2 separate regions of the Mus musculus genome follow, and region 2 is linked to region 1. The links are chromatin contacts, found by POLR2A ChIA-PET in ENCODE. All regions are on one chromosome and are shown on one strand. Each heading gives the region's core, a stretch centred on a gene start or an enhancer-like site at or near the end of the contact. The rest is flanking DNA. Distances are from core to core; before and after follow the strand shown. Region 1 holds the start of Rasl10b (RAS-like, family 10, member B). Region 2 holds the start of Taf15 (TATA-box binding protein associated factor 15).

What was found. ChIA-PET counts read pairs that join two places held with the same protein, here RNA polymerase II (POLR2A).
Region 2: POLR2A ChIA-PET joins it to region 1 with 13 read pairs in Patski. The contact joins the promoter of Taf15 here to the promoter of Rasl10b in region 1. POLR2A ChIA-PET finds 5 or more read pairs at or near these places in 3 of 5 experiments (Patski and embryonic stem cell).

The regions. Positions count from the first base shown.
Region 1 is chr11:83,406,883-83,414,565 of GRCm38, forward strand. It overlaps Rasl10b (RAS-like, family 10, member B), which reads left to right and starts at 2,806. Exons shown (of 4, transcript NM_001361568.1): 1 at 2,806-2,999; 2 at 5,596-5,952. The coding sequence starts at 5,737.
Region 2 is chr11:83,471,069-83,477,834 of GRCm38, forward strand. It overlaps Taf15 (TATA-box binding protein associated factor 15), which reads left to right and starts at 2,040. Exons shown (of 16, transcript NM_027427.3): 1 at 2,040-2,138. The coding sequence starts at 2,132.

The DNA of each region.
Region 1 (7,683 bases), core at 1,556-4,055:
CAAATCCTCCAGGCAGAACCCCAACACCTGAATTAAGAAAGTGTGACTCCCATCCCCCACTGTTGGTAGGTATAGCAGTATAGCATATGGGAGGGTGAAGGCTCAGTATCAGCTGGCTGTCCTTCCACTCACAACCTACTCACAGCCAGCCTCTAATATCCCTGTGAGAGTCCTCAGTTCTGATAGAACAGGGATGGGCCTGGCCCTTGTCTCATTCCATGGCCTGGCTCCAGATGTTACAGAGGGACACACACAATTGCCCTCCCAGAACCTGAATTTGTGAACCTGCATCTCAGCCACTAGGTATCCTTAGCTGAACCACAGCCAGAAGAGGCTCAAGGCTAGACAGATCAAAGGACCAAACCCTTTGAACTTTCCCAGCAAGGTTATTTCTAGTGACAGAGAATGAACAGGCCCAAGTCAGCTCTCAGCAAAGCAAAATGAGTTAACTTCGGGCAAATGTACCATTTTATAAAGTACTACTTTATAGCAGTGCTTTAAATGACATACCACTGACGGCTAGTATGAGGTTTCGTCATCTGTAGGGGACAGCCTTGCTAGGTTTCTTATTTCTAGTCCCCCTCAAGCTGAAATGGACCTATGTCCTGAGGGAAGAACAGAAAGCCTGTATCCTCAGGCAAGATGAGGATGAAAGTTTTTTGAACGCAGTAGGAAAGAGTGTCCTGGATGATTTAACCAAGCTAAGAGGGTGTCAGTGGCTCCTCTGGAATCTCTCGAGTCCAGTCATATCTGATTCCCACCCAGCCCCAAAGCGGTCCTCTGAGAGAGGGCCCCTGACCTTCCCAGTCCTAATCTTGTTGCAGCATTTGCTCCAGTCCTTCTCAAATCCACATCTCAACTCTTGGCCCCACCTAGAATAAATGGAAATGCTTTCCCACAGTGCTGTTCATCCTGAGAGAGATGACCACACACTGGAGCTCCCTGCCAAGTATTGTGAAGACTTCACACACCGAGGCTCATTTAAGTCCTGTCTGCACCAGTGATGGAAAGGACTAGAATCTATTTCAACTGGCACAGGTTTCTTGCTTCAGTCACATAGTATCGGGCAAGACTGGAGTCAAATATGGGGCTCTCTGGCCGGGAAGCACAGTCATATGACCACCATGCTTTCTGCACAGCAGAGTGGAGACAAGAGTTAGAAAAATGCCCAAAACACAGAGCCCAAAGGGAGAAGTGAAGTGGGTTCTGTGAAATAGATGGAACCCATGGTAATAGCTTTGGAGGATTCAGTTCCATGCGGAAAACCCTTGGTGGATGGATACCAGGCTTGTTTCTCCCCACCACTCTAAAGGCATCGAATGCCCAGCGGTGGTGCACTGTTTCAGGGGCCCTTGTCCATCCAGTACAGGAGTGAGGACACTCCTGGTGGTTTGGGTCTCTGAGAGAGAATCATCCTTGTCAACTTCACCAGAGTTGAAGCCATCTTGGAAACACATCTTCGGGCATGTCAGTGTGTTTCCAGGGACGTTTAACTGAAGGGGGTTTTCCACCTGCATCTCGGGCAGCACCATCCCACGGACTGACTAAAAAGGCAAAAGGGGAAATTGAAATTTGAGCTTAACGCTAACGTGCATCTCTGCTTCCAGGCTGCATGCACAGTGCCAGGGACCTCACATTCCCACCACTTTGCCTTCTGGCTACAATAGATGTGTCTATTGTCATCACAATAGCCAAAACTAAGTCGCTTTTGTCAGGTACTTGCCACACCAACAAGAAAAGTAAAACGGGGGTCTTTGAGACCCTTTTAGGGGAACAAGAAGCAGTCAGGGTCATAACCTCTGTCAGCCTCTTCTGACCCCATTCTTCCAGCCTGAAGCATTCTGTCAGGTCTCTGGACTCTCAGTTGCTCCTAGCCTCAGCTGACCTCTCTGAAGTGGCCCACCTGATTTGCCCTCTAAGACCCCTTTTGACTTCACAAAGGAATTTGTCTGTGGCCTCTCCACTGGACTATGTGAGCCCTCTGCTGAGCTTTTCCGAAGCAAAGCTGCCCTGCTAGTGACACAGCCTTAGCATTCCATTTTGCATTTAAGTAAAAGTAGTTACTCATCCTTTCTCAGCCTCAGTGATCTCATCTGTAAAATGGGGGAAACAACCTCCTTCGTGGAATGTTCTGGGAATTTAACTTGAGGATTTAGGCAAAGCTCTTACCACATTGGAATGTTACCTACTGATAAAAATATGTTGGTGAGGACTATTTTAGATTAAATACAAGAGGAACTGCACCCTCAAGCCCTGCAAATGCTGGGATCTCAAAGGAGAGGGATCCGCAGCCTTAGAGGAGTGGAGGTCATGCTTTGGCAGGGGACCAGCTTTGCTTGGCACTAGCCTGGCCTGCTGTTCCCTGCCGCAGTGAAGGGTGAGAGTGACCACCCTCTACTCCGTCCTTCAGGGGTGGAAGAGCAAGAATCTGGATGCCAGCAACCAGGGCAGGACACACGCTGGGCATCTGCCAGTCACTGACTGACTGTATCGGTAAGGGTCAAAAGGACAGCGTGGGGAGGAGGGGACGAGCCCTGCCGAGGGCAGGGTGCGAGGCTGTGTGGGAAGGGAGTCGCAATGAAGGCAGAGGCTCCGGGGCCTTTCTCGTCCCCGCCCCCAACTCGTCCAGGCTCGAGCTAATTTCTCCCAGGGGAGAGTCGCGGGGGTCGGGGGCGTAGGGGAGGATTGAAGGTTGAGGTTAGGGATTGGGGAGCTGGTCCCGCGGCGCCCCAGTGAATCCGTCGGGCTCGGGGACCCAGCGGAACCCCCCGCGCCCGCCTCCCCCTCCGCCGGCGCGAGTGGGGCGGCGCGCTCCGCAGGGCGAGCAGCTGAGCGACCCTCGGTGCTGCGGCCCCCCGCGCCCCAGCCCGCCGCGCCCGGGCCGCGGGCGGCGCCCCTCATCCTCCCCCCGGGCGGGGGAGCCCAAGGCAGCGCCGGAGCCCGGGGGGAGCGCGGCCGCGCCGGCCAGGGCAGGGGGCAGGCAGCCGGGACGGCCCCGGGTAAGCGGGAGGAGGAGGAGGAGCGGGGCGACCGCGGGGTGAGGGGCAGCCCGGGGAGGGGGCAGCGGGCAAGCCGGAGTGGAGCTGGAGCCGGCAGCCAGCGGGGCTCCTGCAGCCCCCACACCTGCCACCGATCGGGTCACTGGGAGCCCGGCATCCGCCGGCGCCCCCACCCCCACGCGGACGTGGTAGGGACTCACCACCCGAGGACGTACGGCCCGGCCTTTAGGATCCTCAGAACCCCCGACCTTCCCAGTGTGAGGTAGAGACCCAAGATGTCCAGGCCGGGGAAGGGACTAAAAAGAGACTGTGGCCCGAGTGTGTGACCCCTGCCTCTTGCCGGGAGCTGTCTGCAGACTCACTGCAGAATGCAGGCCCTGGGGAAGCTCAGGGGGCCTGGGCCCTGCTTCCTGGGACAGACCTTTCACCCCCACATAACTAGGCATGTGGGCTTAGTAAACTGCTTAGACCCAGGACTTGTGCCTGGGAAGAACTGAAGGGGCATCTGTTCCCTCTGAGTTGGGGACAGGGCCACACTTAGGCCTGGTAGCTCCAGAGGCTTGCCAGTGCATAGGGGGCTGTTCTTGTACCCACTTCTTGACTCCCAGACTGTACCTGGTTTTCGTGTCTGCTACTACTCAAAAAGAGTTGGTTTGGGGGCTTGAGAATCTGCAGATAGGATACATCCTGAAACCTCTGCCACACCCAGAGTGAGTCCGTGTTCTTCTTTCTTGCTCTTTGCCCTCTCGAAGGCCCAGGACTCCCCCATCCCCACCTGCTCGTGCTGTTATGTAATTAACCCAGCTGAGCCTCTTTGCTAAGCTGGCAGCATCCAGGGATGCCCCAGAGGCCTAGGGACCTGAAGGGTTGTGCGTGGTGGTAGCGTTAGTTTTGTCTCCGTAGGAAGCAGGCTCAGAGGAGCACCTGTTGGGGAAGGGACATGCATGAGGCAGGCACAAGAGAGATTAGAGTCCTAGTCTTAGCTAAGGTGGCTTCCTTCCCTAAGTCTCTGGGTCTTGATTTATTGGTGATGGATTTTTGTTCTTCAATAAAATGAAAGGCATCATATACATGCATATGGACATATGGATGCCCAGGTACACACACTGCAAGTTTATGAGCCCATGCAACTGTAGATAGTGACCCATTCCTAGATTGCCAGGAGGTTCAACTGAGCGTCTGGGAAAACCTTAGAGGACAAGTAGCCACGGTTCATTGCAATACCTTCTCTGTGCCAGGCACTGGGCTTTCCGTGGACAACCTCACAATACCTATGAAGTTTCTTGGCCAAGGTCATCCTTTAAATTATTTAAATAAATGGCAGAGCTGGGAGTCTAACCTTGATGGTTCTTGCTCCAAACCCTGCCCTTTATTTACCATTGTGCACATATACATACATAATCGTAGGTTGAGTGTTGTGAACCAGGACAGCCTGGGGGGAGGCATTCACCTATGATCCATGCATATATAAAAACACACACATGAAAACATGATATGATGGAAACCATCAGAGCCCAGGAAACCACCTCTCTGCACCCACTTACTATGGGGGGGTTCATCATTCAGCCCAGGTTTTCTCCTTCCAGCGAAGAGGTTTACTGAGGCTGTCTTGGGGGCTATTGGCTTTGCTCTACACACGTGCAGAGCATGAGTCCAAAGCAGACGTTTTACTCACAAACCTACAGCTAAAATTCATCAAAGCTAGGGTTTGTGTTCAAGCTCTAAAAGTCACAGGAACTGAGCCAGCGAAAAGGTAATGAATTCATCGCCAGCGTCCAGCCCCTTCCTGGGCAGCAGCTGTGTGCTGCCAGGCCCTCTGAGCGCCAAGGGACGTCATAGACTCAGACCCGGCTTTTAGCTTGTCACTGTTTAGAATTACTAAGCTTAAACACGCAAAGCACCGCAGAAAGTAGCTGAGGTTCCAAGCTATGTGGTTTGGAGCGCACAGAACTTCTCTGAAGTGCAAATAGGAATACTTCTCCCTTAGGGGCATTGTATTGACCGAGGATAACTGTGTGGGCAGGCTAGCAGCCAGTGCTCTAATGTATTACTCTCTAGAGTCAATGCAGTCATCTAGTTCAGTGGGACTTTGGGAAATACTGGGGGCATTTTAGGTCATCTTGGTAACTGGAGGCTGCTGTGGGCACTTACCTCCTGAGAGTCTTAAAATTAAGATGTCCAGAATATGATGAGAGCAGTTCTGTACAGAAAAGAGTTTCCTCCCCTGAGGATGCCAAGAGGGCATCCATTAAAATGCATTTGTTCTTCAGGATGAGATGGAGAGAGGCTGATGTTTGTCCCAGGCTTGGGGCTGGGACTGAAGTTTAAATCCAAGTCTAGTTAGTGCTCTCTCTGCTGTGCACTGAAGTATGCTTTGGTGGAGGGAAATTGGAGCCTGTGAAGAATCAAGGGTTTCAAACAAAAAGAGTGGATAAGAAAGAACTTGGGGATAGATGGAGATAGAGGGTCTAGAAAAAGAATGCTTTCCAAGTGGCAATGGTAGCTTCAGCAATGATGTAGTGGTGGGAAAGTTCAGCAGAGATCCAGGAATAAGCCAGAGCACTGAGCCATCCCCCTCCACCTCTTGTCCCCCCAGTCTAGGTGGTGGCCACAGAGGGCCAGAGGCAAGCAGAGGGAGCAATGGTTGTTCCTGACGGTGGCTGAGCCCCCAGCCCCTGGAATATGCAGCCCGGAGGAGCCCCAGGCAAGGACGCGGTGGCGGAGTGGGGCGGGAGGCATGGTCTCCACCTACCGGGTGGCCGTGCTGGGGGCTCGAGGTGTGGGCAAGAGTGCCATCGTGCGCCAATTCTTATACAACGAGTTCAGCGAGGTCTGTGTGCCCACCACCACCCGCCGCCTCTACCTGCCTGCTGTGGTCATGAATGGCCATGTGCACGACCTGCAGATCCTGGACTTCCCACCCATCAGCGCCTTCCCTGTCAACACACTGCAGGTAAGCTCCCTTGGACAACAGGCAACAGGGAAGGGGAGGCAACACTCTACATCCCCAGCTCTGGCCACACCGTCAGGAGCTCTGTGCTACACCCTGGGCCTCCCTCCTTAAAGCCATCATAAGAAGGTACCCATTGTGTGCTAGTGAATTCAGAAGACATCTGATAAGTGTTTAATGTGTGCCGGCCCCTGCACTGGGCATCAGGACAGAATGGTCAGCAAAATCAGATATGGAAATTTGCTTTCAAGGAACTCATAGTCTGGCAAGAAAAGACTAATGTAGCAGGCAGTTATTATACAATGTAATGAATGTTGCCTTTGGAGGAGATGGAGCTGAAGCAGTTATACAATGTAATGAATGTTGCCTTTGAAGGAGACCAGGGAACTGAAGCAGCAATGGTTGGAAGGATCTAACCCACTCGGGAATATGGGGTCATGGAAGGTGATGTCTTACAAAGTAGGAGCAGGGGAAGAGGAGAAGAGGACACTAATTGCCCGTTCATACTCCACTCTGCCAGCCATGGCCTCATGGACAGACTGAGACCTGAGAAAGAGTATTCTCAGCAACTCTGGAGACCCCAATCAGATCTTTTGCCCCAGGGCTTTTTCTTCCAGGTACCCTATTCCCCAGCCTCAGGACTGCTTCTAGTCCCCTTGCAGTTAAATGTAAAGGTCCCCATTACCTGCATCCCCCAGATACCTTCCCCCCCCCCCAGCTTTTAGAACCAGGGCCTCTACCCCTCTCTCTGACTGGCTTGAGAGATAATTGACTGCAGGGGAAGATGAGCTGAGTTTTGCTCACTGCAGAGTCCTCTGGCTAGTATGCAGAGACCCTGGCTAGTATGCAGAGAGAGACCCTGGCTAGTATGCAGAGACCCTGGCTAGTATGCAGAGACCCTGGCTAGCTGTAACAGAAATTTCAGCCACCTCAGGCTGGGGGCCTGCAGGAACTCAGCAGAGTCTGAGCAACCCCAACAGGAGGACCTTCCATCTTGAGTCTGATCCGAGCATGGGAGCATGTGTTCCACAGTGTGCCTGAGAGGTCAGGGCACTGAGTATCAGTCCAGAACCTTCTGCTTCCCATGTGAAAATGTTGATGAAACCTGGCCCTAAGCCCAAGTTACTCTTTTTATGTTCAGTTGTGTATTTAACCTTTACTAATCTTAGAACGGGCAAGGTGTAGTTGAGATGGCCTCGAGCAGTATGTCCTGCCTCTGCTCCTTCACCCTCTGCTTGCTCTCCCTACCCAGTGTCTCTGATCCTTTGTTGACACTCAAGTAAGAAGCTATGTTCTCATTCCACCCTCCTTTTACATTAAAATCAACCCCACAATGTTCTGTGTCTTGTTTTGGTTGTCCTTTGCTGCCTAGGATAGAACCCAGGGTCTCCACTAATTAAGTCAACACACCACCACTCAGCTACATGCCCAGGCTTCTACTTTGTTTTTATTAAGAGGCAAGATCTTGCTCTGTTGCCCAGGCTGACCTTGAACTCTTGCGTAGTCTCCAGAGTAGCCAGGATAACAGGCAATCACCTCCAAGCCTGGCCATTGCTTCTTCAATTTACCATTTGTTTTTTGTTAGTTTTGTTTTTGTGGTGGGGTGGTGGTGGTTTTGGTTTGGTTTTGAGACAGGGTCTTTCTATGTAGCTCTGGATGTCCTGGAACTCACTATGTAGACCAGGCTCAAAGAGATCCATCTGCTTATGTCTCCCTAGTGTGGGATTAAAGGTG
Region 2 (6,766 bases), core at 790-3,289, 63 kb after region 1:
TTTCTGAGACCAGCAGGCTGGGTTTCTTTCTCTATCTCTAGGGTTTCCCAGGTTCTACACACAGAGTAGATCTTAGGAAATGGAAACTGGATAATGATATAAACTTACACTGTCAAAGATGAGCAATACTCTGTATATCTTTCTTAAAAACAAAAACAAAATTAGAACCCAGAAGATCTTTCTTTCTCCTGTAGCCTGGTTCTCTACAATTGCATAAGCTCTTCTCTGGGTTCCTCTCCTCGATACAGATGCTAAAGTACCATGGCTCATAGTCATGAAAGAACTTTTATTTCTTTATTTCTTTAGCCTTGCCTTTTGGTCCTGTCTAAAGGTTCCTAAAATCCTCTGTCTATACAGATACAATGAGGAGAAAGGACCTCATGCTCTTTTCTGACCTGAAGGTATCAATTCTGAACTTACCCTTTCTTTGCTCCATTCTAGTCTTTTCCGCTTGGTCCCTGTCACAGTGCAGGACACCTCTATCTGGCCATTTCTTGCATAGGCTTTCATGGCCTCCTAAGTGTCTGTGACTTCTGCACTTCCCTCTGCAGTTACTTTATGAGTCCAGTGCACTGCGATCTCTCTCACTAGCATTATTATTAAGCCACTCAAGTGATCTTCCTGCTTAAAATATTTTGTTTTAAGACAAAAATAAAAAAGGCCCTCTGCAGTCCTGTGTGTCCTGGAACTCACTATGTATACCAGTTTGGCCTCAAATTCAGAGGTCCTCCTGATTCCACTTTCTAGTACTGGGCCATGCTACCTCAATTGGTTTTAAAAATTATCAGTGCTGGGAATTGAGCCCAGGGACTCAAGCATGTTAGGCCAGGCTTGGATCACTGAGCAAAATTCTTAGTCTCGCTTCTCTCTCCCACTTTTAGGCACCTCGCAACTCCAACCTATTCTTCATTCTACAGCTGGAAAATACATATCTAATCTCCACCTTTTGAAGTTCTCTAGTGGGTGGATCCACCACCTTCAGGACAAAGTTCAAACTAAGAGGCCTCAGCTATATACCCTCCTACTTTTCTGGCAAGTTCAACTTTTCTCCCCTGGAGGCTACACTTCAAACATATCAAATTACTTGTTCTACACCAAGTCTGGACAGATCTTTTGCCCAATTCAACTTGAATAACTCATCACCCAGGTCTTCGTTCAGGTGTCACTCACTCGGGGAAATGTCCTTGCAGATTCTCGAGTTTTCCAAGCCCTTTTCCCAACTGAGCTTACTCTACGGCTTTCCGGTAAAACCCCTTAGCAACAGGGTCTGGTTACCAGGCTTCAAAATTCCACCTTTGCCCTTGGTTAGCCTCAGGCTATCCGGCTGTATCCGCAACTGGGGGAAACTATTTCATCAGTCTGTTGTGCGAATTAAATGAGATGATGTAAGGCGCTGACAATTTAAGAGTTAGCTGTTACAGAGGACTAAGAAAGATCCATTCCCGTGTCTCCTTATTCCCGGAGCCAGTTATGCGCGTGACTTAGACTGAAGTCACATTTTTGTTCTGGTCTCACTTCGATTTTTTTATTGGACAAGGTGGTTATAACAGCCCCGGAGGCGATCAGGTATGGAGCTTGTCACGACTTTCGTTCCGCTCGCTGCCCAGACTCGGGACGCCCCCAAGTGGTTCAAGTTCTGCAGCAAGAGCCCGAGCGAGGCCGACCACACCATTCCCGATTTTAAAGGAAGAATCGACTTTCCCAGGCATTAAGTTCTTATTTATAAAAGGGGAGCCTCGTCTTTCGCTTCATAGCTTCAAAGTCTACCAGACCCGGTAAAACTAGAACTGGGGTTGTGAATGGGGCGGAGCGAGCTGGCTCGCTTTCCTCCCCTAGCCCCAGGAGGGCATTGGTACTTTCCTCTCTCAATTCCCTCTCAATAATGGTACGGTCGCGGAGGGGAGATCCGGGAGGACTCTAAGGCTCGGCGGAACGGAGTGGCGTGGAATCACCCCTCCGGCTTCGGCGCAGTGGTATCGCCTGCCGCGCGCTGATTGGCTGCCGAGGGCCCGCAGTCGGCCTCAGCCCGCCGCGCCGCCCTCAGAGCAGCTCCAGCAGCCGCGCCGCCTGGCTTTTCGTTTTCCTTGTTCTCCGCGGGCCGTGGCGGGGCTCCGCGCCGCGGCTGTTAGTCATGTCGGGTAGGTGACTCCGTCAGCGAGCAGCGGCAGCGGCGAGAAGGGGTCCGGTGGGTTCTGGCCGTCTTCCCGCCCACCGGAGGGCCGCGAGGGAAAGACTCCGGCCTGAGGGAGGCTGGGGTGGGGGGAGGGAGGGGGGCGGCCGCGTCGCCGCCATGTTGGACCGGAGGCACGCACGCTCCCAACGCTCCCTGGCTACAAATCACGGCGGGAGCGCCCCGGAGCTCTTTTGATCCTGCCCTTGGAACCTGGGGAGATGAGCAGCTCCCCGGGGAGGGTGTGTGTGAGTTGGGGGGGGGGCGGAGGCCCGTCTACGCCATCGTAAGGGCGGGGGGAGCCGAGATCTGAGCATCAGCCTGAGGACTGGGGGCTTCGGGTCCTCCGCGCCGACTCAGATCTCTCAGCGAGGCCTCCGGCCGGTCGTCTCGCCACCTCGTTCCTCTGTTTCCCCATCCGAGAAGTGGAGCTGGGCCTTCCTGACTCACCCATTCATCAGGTGGGAGTCTTACGCTCTGGGAGCCCTTTTCGAAGCACTTTGCCTTACCCGAAGTCGCGCTACGGTCATTCCCTCTGCTGTAACCATTGGGGTTGCGGGGCGGTGTTTGTTTATTGGGCTTCACCTTTGTACTCCCTCCTCCACTTGTTAATCTCCTGAACTTAGAATTAAGCCTTGCCAGTTACTGACGAGCACTTTTAGGTCTTCGTGGCATTTCCCTTAAGACTTTAGAGACCAAGGACAGCGTCTTCCTCAAATTAGTATTTATAGAGGCCACTGCTGTGTGGAAGTGAGGCTTTCCCCCCTCCGGACAGGCAGTCTGGGTCCTGTTAAACCAGAACTTAAAAGTCCTCTGAATTCTAACAGTTCCAGTTGACCACATAAGGTCCTTTCTTTGGGCTACACTTACAGGTGGCAAAGACAGACCCAGAACGAGAGTTCTTTACTTCTGAGGAAAACATTGCCTAAAGCCATATGGCTGAGATGACATAATGACTTTGGTAGTTTTTCACCTACTTATGAGAGAAAGGATCTCATGAGGTATCCTTGGCTCAACTGGAACTCGATATGGAGTCCAGGCTGGCCCCAAACTCACAGATCCACCTAACCGCTGGCACTAAAGGTGTGCACCACTATGCTTGGAAGATTTGCCCTTTTATTAATTAATTGGCAATCCTTTTCTAAAGGTTTTCCCAGTCCACCTGGAGGGATGTGTATGATCAAATCTGCAATTGGAGAAGATTCAAAAGGAGCGAGAAAGACGGGACAGAGAATGATGGTCTTCCCTCAGATTAGCAATGATACTGAGGAGCTAGAAATCTCATCTTTTTGGGTAGGGTACCTGTATGGTGGAAAAAGCTAGGCTGAAGTGAAGTTAGCTCTTTTTAAATTCTGCTTTTTGTTCAAACAAGGGATTATTAGTTCCAGAGGAGAAATTGGCATATTTTTTCCAGGTAAAGGTCCAGAAAAGGATGTACAAGTGCATCCTTAGGAAGGGTATATGTAGGTTAACCGTGACTTAGAAAATTAAATAGCTCTCTTCATGTAGGAATTACCAAGATTCAGTGTAAGCAGTGCTCAGGGATTGTTTGGGACAGGATCTTCCAGTGTGTCCTAGGCTGGCTTTGAACTCATCATCTTTTAACAGCTTCCTGAGTGGCATTGCAAGCTTGCTACATTTGGTCCACACTGTTGGTTTTTTATTGTAATTATTTATATAAGACAATGACATTTTTATAGGACTGAGTAATTTCAATGAAAGATTTAAATTTAAAGGCTTAAGTTAGGATTTTTTTCTTACTGTTATATACAACTTAATATGTTTTGTGATGTATATGAAATACCTTGACTTTTGAATAAGTGACTTGTTTAATGTGTGTTAAATTAATACACTTAACAGAATAAATCCCCCCCTGTAAGTAACTAGTATTATTAATAAGCTACATCCTTTAAACATTCCAGACTACACTTAGAAATTTAATTGACTTATTTAGATGTTTGCTGTGGCAGAAAGACCCATGGTAAAAATGTAGAAGCCAGTGTGGTATGCATAGAGCTATTTTGGCAGTTAACTGATAGAGAGTATAGGTCTTGCAAATCTAAGGACAAGTGAATCCTTCACCTGTTAGCCAGATAATGAAAACTGAAATCCTTATAAATCTTGGTTTTACAGATTAATTATAGATTTGAAGGACTATCAGTGAAGGAATGAACAAAGGGAAAAGTCCTAGTGTGTGCAGTAACCAGGAAGCTTAGATACTGAGTAGACTCTTAAGAGTTCGTAATCTGGAACCTTTTACTTTTAGTACTCATTTAGCCTTTAGGAGACCACAAAATATTATAAAAATTTAAAAAGTCTGGGCTAATTAATGTTTTTGGGTTCCTGGTTGGAAATAAATGAAAAACTTACTGTTCTTATTTTTGAGACATGGTCTTACTAGCTCTCGATGGCCAGGAACTCACAGAAACACCTGCCTCATATGTGCCGGGCTTAAAGGTGTTCACCAAGCCTCAGTGAGTTGAAGTTTTTTGTTTTTTTTTTAAGGTTTATTTATTATTATTTGTAAGTACACTGTGAGGAATTCTCACAACCTAGGTCCAAAGAATCTGAGAGACTCAAATTTTTCAAAAGGTGAGTTCAAGGTAAATATTGAACTAGGAGCAGCTGTCAACGAGTCAAACGACAAACAGGATTAGGGAAAATGTTTTTAGGTTGAAGATTTAAAACAAAAACCAAACAAACCCCTCCCCAACAATATATTATATGGAAAGGCCACATAGATTTGAAAAAAAGGAACAAAATATAATTTTCTAAAATTTCATTAGCATGTGGGTGTGGGTGTGCTGTGGTGTACCTGTGAAAGCCAGGGCAACCTTAGGCGGTCTCTTTCACCATGCAGGTACCAGATGCTAGACTCAGGTTGTCAAGCTTATATCAGGTATCTTTACCTGATGAGCTGGCTCACTCTTCCCTTCCCCCAGATATAATTTACAAAAGTGGTAAGTGAAATAGCAAACTTAGGAGAATTTTAGATGTAGTTGCAGTCTGTCTCACAAAACTCAGAAGGGTAGAGAAGAAACTAAAATTTTGGTGGGTATTGTTGTACACACTTGTCACCAGTGCTCAGGGAGCTGAGTTGGGAAGAGTTCTAGTTTTAAACCAGCATGAGCTACATAGGAAACTCCTGTTTTTTGTTTTGTTTTTTTTAAGATTTATTTATTTCATTTATATGAGTACAATGTCACTGTCTTTATGTCTTCAGACACCAGAAGAGGGCATCGGATCCTATTACAGATGGTTGTGAGCCACCAGATGGTTGCTGGGAATTGAACTCAGGAACTCTGGAAGAGCAAGCAGCCAGTGCTTTTAACTGCTGAGCCATCTCTCCAGCCTGGAAACTCTTGTCTTTAAAAAGAAAAAAATCTAGAAAAGTTAAATTGTTCTTATTTTTGAGACATGGTCTCACTAGCTCTAGATGGCCAGGAACTCACAGAAACACCTGCCTCATGTGTGCCAGGCTTAAAGGTGTTCACCAAGCCTCAGTGAGTTGAAGTTTTTTTTTTTTTTTTAAGTTTATTTATTATTATTTGTAAGTACACTGTAGCGGTCTTCAGACACACCAGAAGAGAGTGTCAGATCTCATTATGGATGGTTGTGAGCCACCATGTGGTTGCTGGGATTTGAACTCAGGACCTTTGGAAGAGCAGTCAGTGCTCTTAACGGCTGAGCCATCTCTCCAGCCGAGTTGAAGTTTTTAATCAAGAATTAGTTCAAACATGATGCCTAGGAATAATTTCGAGCAATCTATGAAATTACAGATTATAAAATAATAACCCATAGAAAACAATTTTAGGAGGGGCCCTGGAGCTATGGCTACTGCTCTTGGCACAGAGAACCAGAGTTGGCTACCAGCACTAACATCTTACAGCCCACAGTTACCTGGAATCGCCAGCTTCAGTGCATCTTACATCTTCTCTCTTGCATGCATGTGTGCATACTTTTACACGGATGAAAACTAAAAATGTAAAAAGGTTTTAAGAGAATAAATAATGAGTTTAGTCGGAAAATAATGATCTTGATATCAGATAAATTCAAAGTCATACTGGTCTTTGCTAAAATAATTAATTTATAGAAAGGAAGAGGAGTAAAAATTGCAAGGATAATAAAGGCAAAAGCTTTGGTTGACATTAAGATAGTAAAGTATGTTTTAATGGAGGCTGGTAATTGTAAATTTTGCCAGGAAAAATGCAAAAATTTAGTTATGAGGCCACAGAAATAAAATATAAATAATAGTAAAATTGTGGATAAAGAAAATGTAATAGTAGGAAAGGAGTTAAAAGGAAAAGAAAACCTACGGTAGATAGAAAAATTCTAATTTAAGATGTTAGGTACATGTAAAAACAAAAACAATCCACTTACATCACAAAGGTGTTCATAATGTTAAAGTACCTAGATAAATGCTGTTCAGCAGTTGAGGACATTAAACACATGTTGGAGGGTAAGATGGAAAGAGTAACCAGGCAAACATCACCTAAAATGGAGTAGTGTGCGTGCAGCTAGTGTGTATGATAAAAGAAAATTCATAAGTCAGGATTTGTGGCTCATGCCTATAATTCCAGTGCTTGGATCACAGGT